Linked DNA regions of Homo sapiens: region 1 is linked to region 2. A link is an interaction called in ENCODE POLR2A ChIA-PET data of the cell type or tissue named here. Cell type or tissue: HepG2. All regions are shown on one strand. Each heading gives the region's core, and the rest is flanking DNA. Links, peaks and the distances in the headings are about the cores only.

Region 1 (5,387 bases), core at 267-5,266, 270 kb before region 2:
CACCTAGATTCCTGGTACAACATACCTTAGTCTTTACCAGCTGTCTCCTAGGTAGAGTCCTTCTAATCTCAAACTAAGGGTCAGAGCTAGGTTATCTTTCATCCAAGATGAAGGTTTGTGATAATTACATCTTTGCAACTTCTTTTCTACTTGGCATGGGGCTCTAAAGTAGGAAAATGATGAAGGGTTTAGCTAAACCTGGAGGAAAAATATTTTGGTTTTGTGAAATAACAATGCAGATTTCAGTCTCTGTTTGCAATGGGGGGAAGGAGGAAGAGGCATTTTTTAACATTTATTTTCTAAACCAACAAACAAATCCTACCATTAGTCAAAGACTCAGGTCTTTGGAATCTGAAGCTTGTAAATTTCAGGGGCACTCTTTAAGAAGAAGAATACAAAATTAAGAATAAAGTGAATATAAAATTAAGAATAAAGTGAATATTTATTTAGAATTAAAATGGCATACAGGCCGGGTGCAGTGGCTTACACCTGTAATCCTAACACTTTGGGAGGCAGAGGTGGACAGGTTCCTCTGAGCCCCAGTGTTCAAGACCAGACTTGGTACATAGTAAGACACCATCTCTACAAAAATTAAAAAACAACAAAAAACAAAAAACTGGCCGGTCTTGGTGGTGCATGCCTTTAGTCCGAGCTACTCTAGAGGACTGCTTGAACCTAGGACTCCAAGGCTGCAGTGAGTTATGATTATGCAACTGCTTTCCAGACTGAGTGACAGAATGAGATCTCATCTCTGGAAAAAAAATTTTAAATAGTATCATACAAACAACAAATTTTTAAAAGCTATAAATACTACAAATATGAAGTGTTTAAAAAACAAATATTTTTATTAACTGATTGCCATACCTCTGAAATAATTCTCCTATATTTTTTGGTTGCACACTCTTTGATCATCTCTTCCAATAACATTTTGCAATATTCTCTATTGAGAGAATAGAAAAATAATTCAGTCTTCCCTTTAGAAATGTAGATCAGAATTTGTAATTTATTCTTGAATAATTTGGAAAAGTTCCTTTCAGCTTCATAATTCATTACAGGTAATGTCATATAAATTTTTTGGATTGACTTCAAATTTGGAAAACTTTTATCAGGTTTCTTTTATATGTGAGCTGTAAGATTCAGGGCACTGCAAGATTTCGTAGTATTTGACTTGATGACACTTGTTAACCACATTGCCAGGGCCTCTCCTAGAGCCAGGAGATGGACCTATACCAGGGTATAGGTAGCCTTGAAGGTTAAGTTCAAGCACTTCACAGTAAATCCACCTGAGCCTGGCATTTATATCCTCAACATATTTGATGCATCTGTGAAGTCTCCCAGTCCTTTCAAATAAAGTGCCTGTTTTACTCAGAATACCTAAACTTCCTGATGGCATAATTGTTCCATGATTCAGCCAAGACTGTATCACTTGAGGTATACACTTCATTTTTCCATTGAGATCACAAGACAGGCATGATGTTTGACTACCTGGTGTATAAACCGAGTGTTATTTTATTACACTAAGAAAATGCAATGGGATAATATATGAAGAATGCTAAAACACTAGAAAAATGTTGGATATTATTATTTCTCTTAACCTCTAGTCTTCCAACACCCATGCTATAATGGACAAGTAGTTTATGTCAATTAAGGCAGACTAGTCTCAGTACAGTATAACAATTAGGAATCTAGATCCCCAAACCAGACCATCTTGGTTCCAACCCCAGCCTAATCATTTTCTAACTAGGTGGACTTAGGCAAATTTATTGACTCTGGAGGATTTATAATAAGCATAATATAACCTACCTTCTAAAGTTGTTTTGAGGGTTAATACACCTGAAGTACTCAGCATGATCCGTGCAGTAGCAAGACCTCAATAAGTGGTAGCTACTATGATTATTGGGAAATTAGTCCATGAAGTCTCTTGAGAAAAGCTACAGGGGAAATAAGCCCAATTTCATTTCCCTATGTAGAAAAGTTTGCAGGATTTGGGCGTGACAGGTAGTCATCCACAAAGCAGCAGTGTTATCGCCCCATAGGAAATGAAGACTTCGTAATGATTTATACTTTAATAAAGAGCTGCTGCAGCATATACTGAAAATATGCACCCAACCCATATCTTCTTTCAAAGGCATTCATGTTGGTTCAACCAAATCCCTAGTTCTCTAAAATGAAGTTTTGACAATCTTATATCTTCTAAAGCACTGAGAAGCCTTTTTCCTTGTTTTCTTTAAAGAGGCTTGAGAAGAACCAAGCCTTTTTTTGGTTCAAATAAAATATTTACAATAGGAGGAAAAAACATTCAGATAAACTTCACCTTGCCCGCCTGGTGGTCTCTCAATACACAGAAGAAATGCAACTAGGGCACTAGGAAATCTAAAAAAAAAAAAAAAAAAAGGAAAGAAAAAAAGTATAGAGCTAAAGTTCACTTCAGGACAACGCAAACTAAGAAAAACTACATTTCCCAAAGGAAATAGAGCACTATGTCTACAAAGTAACTCATTTTTTCTTTAATGTTCAATGTTGTCTATTCCAGGGAAAAAATGGTACAATTAACCAAAACTTATTTCTACCCAACATCTCTGCAAAGGAATGTTGCTGCTGCAGATCCACCCCCAACATGGGAAGGCCCAAGGCAAGTGAGCAAATAGAGGCCCATGTACCATAAGTCAAAACATTTAAAGTTACAAATCAAGCTAGCAAACTGCTCAATAAAATAGGTGTTATCCTTCTACCTAGACTGACAAATATATCTTTTCAATGTCTTGGAAGACCAGGTACAACTTTAGAACTCCTACAATGTTCATAGTCCTTCCACAGAAATGGGTGGTTTAAAGAGAGACATCATCCTGAGCCCTGGTAATCAATTTGCCTTCCTCCCCCCTGCCTGCTCCATCCTACATCAAGAGGGGCCTTGTGATATGTGGACACCCAAGCTCGCTCTCTGTCTCTCTCTCTCTTTCTCTCTCTCTCTCTCTCTCTCTCTCACATACAGACACACACACACACAGAGCTATCCCTTAAACAACCCTCGTGCAGAGATTGCACAACCAGTAGCAATGACAGCCTTCAGGAAGATGGCTTCAAGGATCCATGCAAACTGCAGATACCAGTTCAGGGCCTTCTGGACAGCGAATGTGGGTTCCCACATAACCAAATCATGGTCTAAAAATGAAAAGAGAGTAAGACTGGAAGGCCCAAAAGTCACCTCACCCCATAGGCATGGCTCTGACCAGAGAAGAATGACAGCAGAGTACCATCTAAGGCCCAGGACAGAGGCCAGTTGTGTTCATATACTAGGTCTATATTTTAGTTGTAGAGCTGAAAAAAATTGGAGGAAAATATTCCCTCAGAAAAGAGAAGAAAAAAAAAAAAAAAAAAGAGCTGCATGTCTTGACCTTTCCCAGATAGAATCTCCCCAGTCATAGGTACGGGCCCTGAAGCTAAATCTCATCTAATAATGATAGCTTCAAACCTACAAACAAAACACAGATGCTAGGGAACCCTTAAGAGTCTAAGCAGGAGGCCATAAGTAGACTAAACTGACTACACCCAAGAGGATAGTTGCTACTTGTTGGGTGCTAAGACCTAGAAAGCTGACTGTGGCAAGTAAAAGGCAGAAGTACTCCTGATGTAATGGGTGAGGAAGAGAATCTTAACCTCCTATAAGTTTTCAAATTGTCCCCTTCAAAAGTCAAACTGTCCCCTTCTTCTTTGTTATGTTGGATAAAGTCGGCTCTTCTTGCCCTCATCAGCAGTTGTACACGATTGTACACAAATGATTGTCCTACACACTCAAAATTTGGGGTTTACAATACACATCTTTGCAAATGGGGTATGTCCAACTGCTATAAGTGGCCAAACCACAGGTCACCCACCATGAGTCCTACCACTAAGACACCATTGTCAAACTGTGGGCTGTAGAGTTTCCTTATGCAAAGAAACTCTGCCTTATCTTGATTTTCTGTGGTACAAATGTAGTCAGGAAGGAGGCAGATAATGCAAGCAAACCAAATCAATTAAATCAGGAGCACTGAACTGATGACATTAGATGGTAAGCTTCCCCTCTCTCAAATCTGATATCCATTCACCCCTCTTCAGCCTCCCTCCCAACACACGCATACACACATAGAGACCACACGAAAGAACCTAGCAGCATGCAAGCACAAGAAGCTTGGGCCACACACTCATACATGCACCCAGGCAAAACTCCAGAGAGACCCTGAGCAGGATCCATCTTTCCATCCATAAAATAAAGATAATAAAACTTATCTTGGAGATTTCTTCCTAGGATTAAATGAGATACATAATATCAAGTGGCTGTCTCAGGGTAGGTTCTCAAATGTTAATTGTCTTTCTCTTCCTTCTCCCTGAGATGAGACAATTTGCCTGTCCAGCATTCCAAACCCTTTGGCATGCCAAGCAAAGAAGTATGAGTCATTATCTTGCCTCAGTCACAAGCAACAAGTACCTGTGGAGCAAAATATTACCAGGAAAGTAGAGAGTGCAAAAGAAGCGGTGAGCATTCTTGCTGCGAATGCATATCTGTTCTACTGAAAATCATAACTTAAATCTGCTGAAGTTGTACATAAGGACCTGGAGGGTAGAAGCTAACAAGGTAACAGAGTTATGCTTTTATGTGGAACTTGGCCAAATAATGCCATGCTGTAGCCAGGAAGTATGTTTCCCCTGCACCCTATTTAAAACTGCTTTGGTGGTTTGCATCAGACCTAAATAATATCCACGCTACTCTAGAGTAGGCAGTGGTGGCTACAAGACCACACTTCCCTTCAACCAACGCTGCTTCACCCTTATAAACCAAAACATAAAACCCAATGAAAAAAGAAACTTAAAAAATAAATTTAGATTTTAGCACTTCATTCGTAATAAAATTCTCTTTCCGACACCCTTCTATGAAAAAAAAAAAAAAGAGGAATCAGTATCTACTGGATAATTCCTCTGGTGACTTTATTTAAAATTTTGCAGTGGCTTTCAAGGCCCTACACTGATTCAAAATTTATGGCTAAAGGAATTGCATGAAAACTTCTAGCAGCTTTCCATCATGTTTGTCAGAAGTTGAAACATCTTTTTCCATATTTCATGAGAATACAAGAACCAATTCCATACTTCAAAAACAGTCAAATTACTTATTGTGATCAGAACTAAAACTATTCTAACTGAAAGTAAAGATTTTACTATTTGGACCAAACACCTAACAAACAGTGACTGCTTAGTTAAATGCTCGACCTCAGTTGCATTAGATACAGTAGGATGAAGTGGAGGCTCAGCTCAGCACTTCCTGGGTGCTAAATGATGTGTCAGGCACTGCCAGAGATCCCAGAGATAGAAAACTGAATAAGATTGAGAGGATTAAAGGTATAATGGGCAAG
Region 2 (5,387 bases), core at 235-5,234:
AGCAAATCTGGTGAGAGCTGATGAAGCTGCATGCCCGGCTTCTGCTCAATGTCAATAATGTGAGCCAGAGAGCAGAAATCACTTGGTGAGCTGCAGTGGTGCCTGTGCTCTGCACTTTTGCCTGCACCGATCTTCAGTGCTTTAAAGGAATGTGATTGACGCTTAACTTCAGCCTTCCAAATCCCATCATGTGTGTTTCTGGTGGCCCACGCTAACCTGAAATTATGCAGAGACAGGGATCCTGGGAAACATAGCTCCTGCTTAGCTAAATTTGCACAGTGCAAATCTACCATACAAACTCATTTTTTTTACCCTAGAGTCAGTCTGAATTCATAGTTCTATAGTTTTTTTCTCTCATTCTAAATCTTTACCAGGTTCCTGAGGTCCACTCTTCAGCTCTGTTTTGGGGAGCACAGGCCTGATGGCTCTTCCCTGGCATTGCAGACACAGATTCAGAAAGACATGCTGTGGAGGATGGAAGGAAAATGCCATGTTGGAATCACAGCCTTCCCCGGATTAGGTTGCTTCTCCCCTTCCCCACTTGGGGCTGCAGCATGGTTCTCATTGTAGTTTCCAAGTAAACCGCCCTTACTTCCTGGCTTCCTCTAATCAGGGTGGCAGGGGGATGTGTCCACCTCTACAGCAGCCTTCCTGTGTTGACAACACTGTTTGTTCTTCCCATCTCCCTAGGGAGAAGCTGCCTTATCTTTTCCGTGCAATATGTTTGGAAAAAAACACATTTTTCTCTCTTAAAGGAATTGATTATTGTGCTTCTCAAGACTATAAAGAGAATATCTTCTGGACCCAAATACTGGCTTTAAAAAAATAATCTAGATTCCTAGATTATTCTTAGATTATTGCAAGAGAAGGGGATATTTTGGTGATTATTGGTAGTGCATTTTGAATCACTCTATGCACTAAAATATGGCATTTGAGTATGTGTGTGTATGAAAAAGAGACAGAGAGAGACAAATACGAACAGATAGATACAGATAGAAAGACGAAAAGAAATAATTTTAAGTTTTTTCCAATATCTTGACCTAAATCCCAAATTTCTTGTTTGTGCAGCTTCCTTGATCCTATACTGCTAGCAGTATAAGAAAGACTTGCCTGTATAGGCAGTTCTCTCCTCCACCCCGCATGCAATATGGATTAGTTAAGGAGCTCAGGGTTTTATCGTAAACTTTATTAAGCACTTGAATGCAACTAAAACTCAAAATTATCTCTGCACAGAAATTATTTGTTTTGGGGGTTCCTAAGCTAGGTCCATTGGATTCTGACAAAGCCTATTTAAGAAAAAAAGAGCCCTTAAAAATATATTTGTAATTGCAAGAAAATTTGTCATTAACTCTGTGTTACAAGTGTCTTTGTCAGGTGGATTCCTATCTTCCCTTCGATTTCTAACAGAAGGCAACAAAAGCTATCAGAATTTTCTCTTAATAACAGAATTCTATATGCATGACTATTGGTCTTTTTTCCTTCCTTGGTCTTTTCTGAGCAGTTAGTTGAGGAGAAGGTTGGGCTAGCTCTTGATCTTTCACTGATTATAATAATGTACTGTTTCATTTCCCTCCAAACATTGCATTGTAAAGTGAGATTATATGTTCATTTTCACTTTTGAGACAATATTTGTGAACCACAATCAGTTGTGTGTTTGTCTGCACATGTGTGTGTTTAGTGTCTTATTGTCCACAAAAACATTTTATGTTCTCAGTGTTAATTAAATAGGCATTTATAGAATTAATTTACTATGTTAAAAGTATTAGATTCTATTTGGAATTAGAGATGAGTCCTTAAGAATTTCCTAAGTTAGCAGGTGAGAGAGTGATGCAATTAACCAAAGATGCAAGTAGAAAGAATTAACTGTTTAAAGTAGGGCCAAACATAATATGTTTTGGGAGCTTAGAGAAAGAAGGAATTAATTAATTGATTACAGAATTGAAAGAAGCTTTATCAAGGTTATACTGAGATGAGTTGAGCCGTGAAAGATAAGTAGAAAGGAGACAGATAAATAAGCTTGTCTAAAGGAACCATATCAGCATTGTTTGGACCAAGAGCTCTTGTTTTTGTTTTTATAGTTATTTCTTCATGATCATTTTTTTTTAAGAACATTGCTAGAACACCACTTAGGAATGTGTTTGCCTGTTAAGCTATACATCAAAACACAGGATAATCTGATGTCCATGATCTAATACTCAGAGCAAACAAATATTAAGCAACTACTCTTCACCAAACACTTTGTGGGGATTTTCCCATTTAACCTTCCCAAGCAAGGGGGATACTGTAATTAAGTCTACTTGAGGCTTCAAGGGGTCAGGTGACTTGCAAAAGATTTGTCTAGTAGGTGGTGGAAAAAGAATTCAAAGCCAGGCAATTTTAATCTGGAGACTGAACTCTTAGACATTTTACACTGTGGTGCCTTAACAGAGCAATAGATGGCTGTTGTTCTAACATAGACAGATCTGAAATTTGCTCTGGTTCAAGTATGACTCCTCATTTGTCATCTAGGACATTCATGTTTCCTGGATGTGGTTGTGTGCTAGAATGAGTCAATTGGTCCTCACGCATCCTCTCCATGATCTTTATCACTGGGGCCCCTTTTTCCCCAGCTTGTTTCTATGCCATAAGAATAAAATTCGTGCCCCAGCTCTTTCCTTCAAAGCCTTCTGTTGTTTTTTCTTCTGATTTACATCAGAAATCACTTTAACATTCCAGTGATTTTTATTTCAAGTTTTATTTTCCAACTAAAGAAACATACAGTTTCAACAATCTACAAATCCTAATGAACACCCTTTCTGTTATGCCAAGAATGATGTTTTAAGGTACATCACAATCCCAGCAAGATTTTCTAAGATGTTATTTCAAAATAACATAACCTGCTTTTCTAAGGCTGCATTTTCTAGAAGGTTATCTCAGATTGAATGTCGCTAAGGCCTCAATTTTTAATTTCCTATAATATCCTTTCATTTTGTGTCCTGGATCCTGAATTTATGAGGAAAAAACATGAAACTAGTATTCAGCAATCCTTGTTCAGATCCTGACTCCACTATTTATCAATGGGCTAATATTGTCAAGACATAATAGGAACATAGGTCAGTTCTACTCCAAAGCCAATGTTGCTTCCACTAAACTGCAAAACCTTACTTTGAAAAGACTAAGCACTGTATTTTTCAAAAGTTCCAAGCAGGAAATGGGTTTTCTTTTCCTGTTGAGAAAAATCCCTGTTAAGAAACCCAGGATAATCAAACTACATCTTAACATAATGGGCTCAGGCTTCAATACTTCTCTTTACTAAATAGCATTCATTGGCTACCATGGCCTATGCACCTGGCCCTATATTTTATTTCCTCTGACTTAAGCTGTCCATTTTTCTTGCAGGTGGAAAATTACTAATATTAATACAGTCTTGGACCAGCTAATTAAGTGCAATGAGCCCTCCCAATGGGTGCAGAGCCTAATTGCATTTGCAAGCAGCCACCTGCAGGCATAAACTGTCGGCTTAACACTGCACATGGAGGGGGACAGCCAAATCTTCTAATACTGTCCAATTGTCCCTAAGGATATTGAATTTTTCAGAACACTCTGTGTGTGTGTGTGTGTGTGTGTGTGTGTGTGTGTGTGCGCGCACGCGCGCAAGTACTTGACACTCTGTGTGTGTGTGTGTGTGTGTGCAAGTACTTGATTTGTGCATACAAAACAGGGAATGTGGATGAGAAGGCAAAGAAAGATGGAGAATGGCAATAATCCCTATTCCAACCTAACCATAAAATTCAAACCCTTTGAAAATATATTCTTAAAATCATTACAAATGTATGCTCCCACTGTAGCATCCTAGTTATAATCTCTTCCTTAAAGAAGTTTGGAGCCCAGTTGTATGCCTAAAAATTACCATTAACTTACACAATACTGAACAAGCCAGGGCTGGTTTAAGTAGTATGCCTGCCTGTTAAGTTTCTTACTGAGTCATTCACAATGAAGCTGATTCAGGAAATATGGAGTGAGACAAAGTAAAGGAAATGGTGAAGATATTTCTTTATTTGGAATTTTCCTGTGTTCTATTCTTCAGGAAAAATTTGACCTACTTTGAAAAAAAAAAAGTGAACCTCCCTTGATTTTATTTGTATGAACTGAAGTAAAATACTAACCAAAGATTTTAGGGATTTTTTTTTTTTTTTTGTGAAACATCTTGGGCAGAGTAAAACTATAATTACAACTAATCAGGGTAAAATAATGGTGACCCATTGAGCTGAATATGCTGTAAGTGATCTATGACCTTCTGAATAGAAACCTATCTCCTATCTGAATTGACTTCCTTCTAAATGATAATAAAAAAATCTCTAGCAATCTAGATTGGCAAGATAGGTTATTTATTATAATGTGGGAAGCAGGAGAGAGAATTTGTTTGATAATTGTAGTTTCAGGCTGACAGTAATTAAATACTTCTGGGCCCTCATTGAAGAGAATACATTTTATAAGTCTCTGTCCCAGGAAATCAATATCATTCTTTTCTACCTCTGCCCTTTACTTCATCTCTTGGTTTACTTTTTAGTAATTTTTCTCTAACAGTTTCCTCTTCTTGCTTTCGCCATCTTAGAAGTCATGAAGAGCTCTGATGATGTTACTGGGTAAACAGCCTTGGCCTGAGGTTGAAGCAAGGAAACTCTGGAGTTCAACAAAGACACCAGGCCTGATGACCAACACTGTAACTACTAGACAGTGATACTGGACAAAACAACCAATCTCTCTGGCATCAGCATCATCAGTGATAAAATCAGAATAATGATAATTCAATCTTCATAGAGTTGTTGATAGAATTCAGTGATGTGAATTATGAAAAGCAATTAACTAACATAGTGCCTGACACATTAGAACTGCTTATAAAAGGATGGGAACTTTTACTATCATTTCCCAGGGACCAAATGAACACTCTCTTTCTTAATAGCACTGGAACCTCTGAGCTATCTTGAGACTTTACTTTAGGGAGTAGATATGTGTTATTTTGGTAGTAATTTTTAAACAAGATGTAATTGCATACAATATTCTTAAGAGTTGAGTGTGATTAGCGTATGTACTAATAAGATATATAAATATATACACATACATGTGTATATGTGTTGTGTATATGTGTGTGTGTATATATATATATATATATATTATATATAATTTGAAGAGTAACACCCCAGTTAAGATATAGAGCATTACCATCACCCTAGAATGTTCCCTTGAATGTCTTTCCAGTCTATGCCCCCACCTCCATAGTCGACCACTATTCTGATTTTTATTCCATAAATGAGTCTGCCTATTCTTGAACTTTCATATAGGTAGAATCAAACAGTAAGTACTCTTTTTTTCTGGATTTTCAAGCTCAATATAATGTGTGTGTGATT

What was found. ChIA-PET counts read pairs that join two places held together with the same protein. Peaks named below come from ENCODE experiments on the same cell type or tissue, not always from the same donor. Only the 100,000 strongest peaks of a DNase experiment are listed, where the experiment ranks them.
Region 1: POLR2A ChIA-PET joins it to region 2 with 5 read pairs; 14 of 35 experiments call an interaction of 5 or more read pairs at or near these places.

The regions. Positions count from the first base shown.
Region 1 is chr3:30,611,123-30,616,509 of GRCh38, reverse strand. The region is part of intron 1 of TGFBR2 (transforming growth factor beta receptor 2); the gene reads right to left. Among named protein-coding and RNA genes, the nearest start is that of TGFBR2, 7.2 kb to the right of the region's middle. In HepG2, for the core only: no CTCF peak of the experiment used is centred there; DNase peaks (open chromatin) are centred at 3,006 and 4,414; H3K4me3 peaks cover 3,833 bases.
Region 2 is chr3:30,344,929-30,350,315 of GRCh38, reverse strand. It overlaps a transcript of LOC101927995 not described here. Among named protein-coding and RNA genes, the nearest start is that of LINC01985, 170 kb to the left of the region's middle. RefSeq lists a cis regulatory region at 702-719 and an enhancer at 639-783. In HepG2, for the core only: no CTCF peak of the experiment used is centred there; DNase peaks (open chromatin) are centred at 605, 2,245 and 2,505.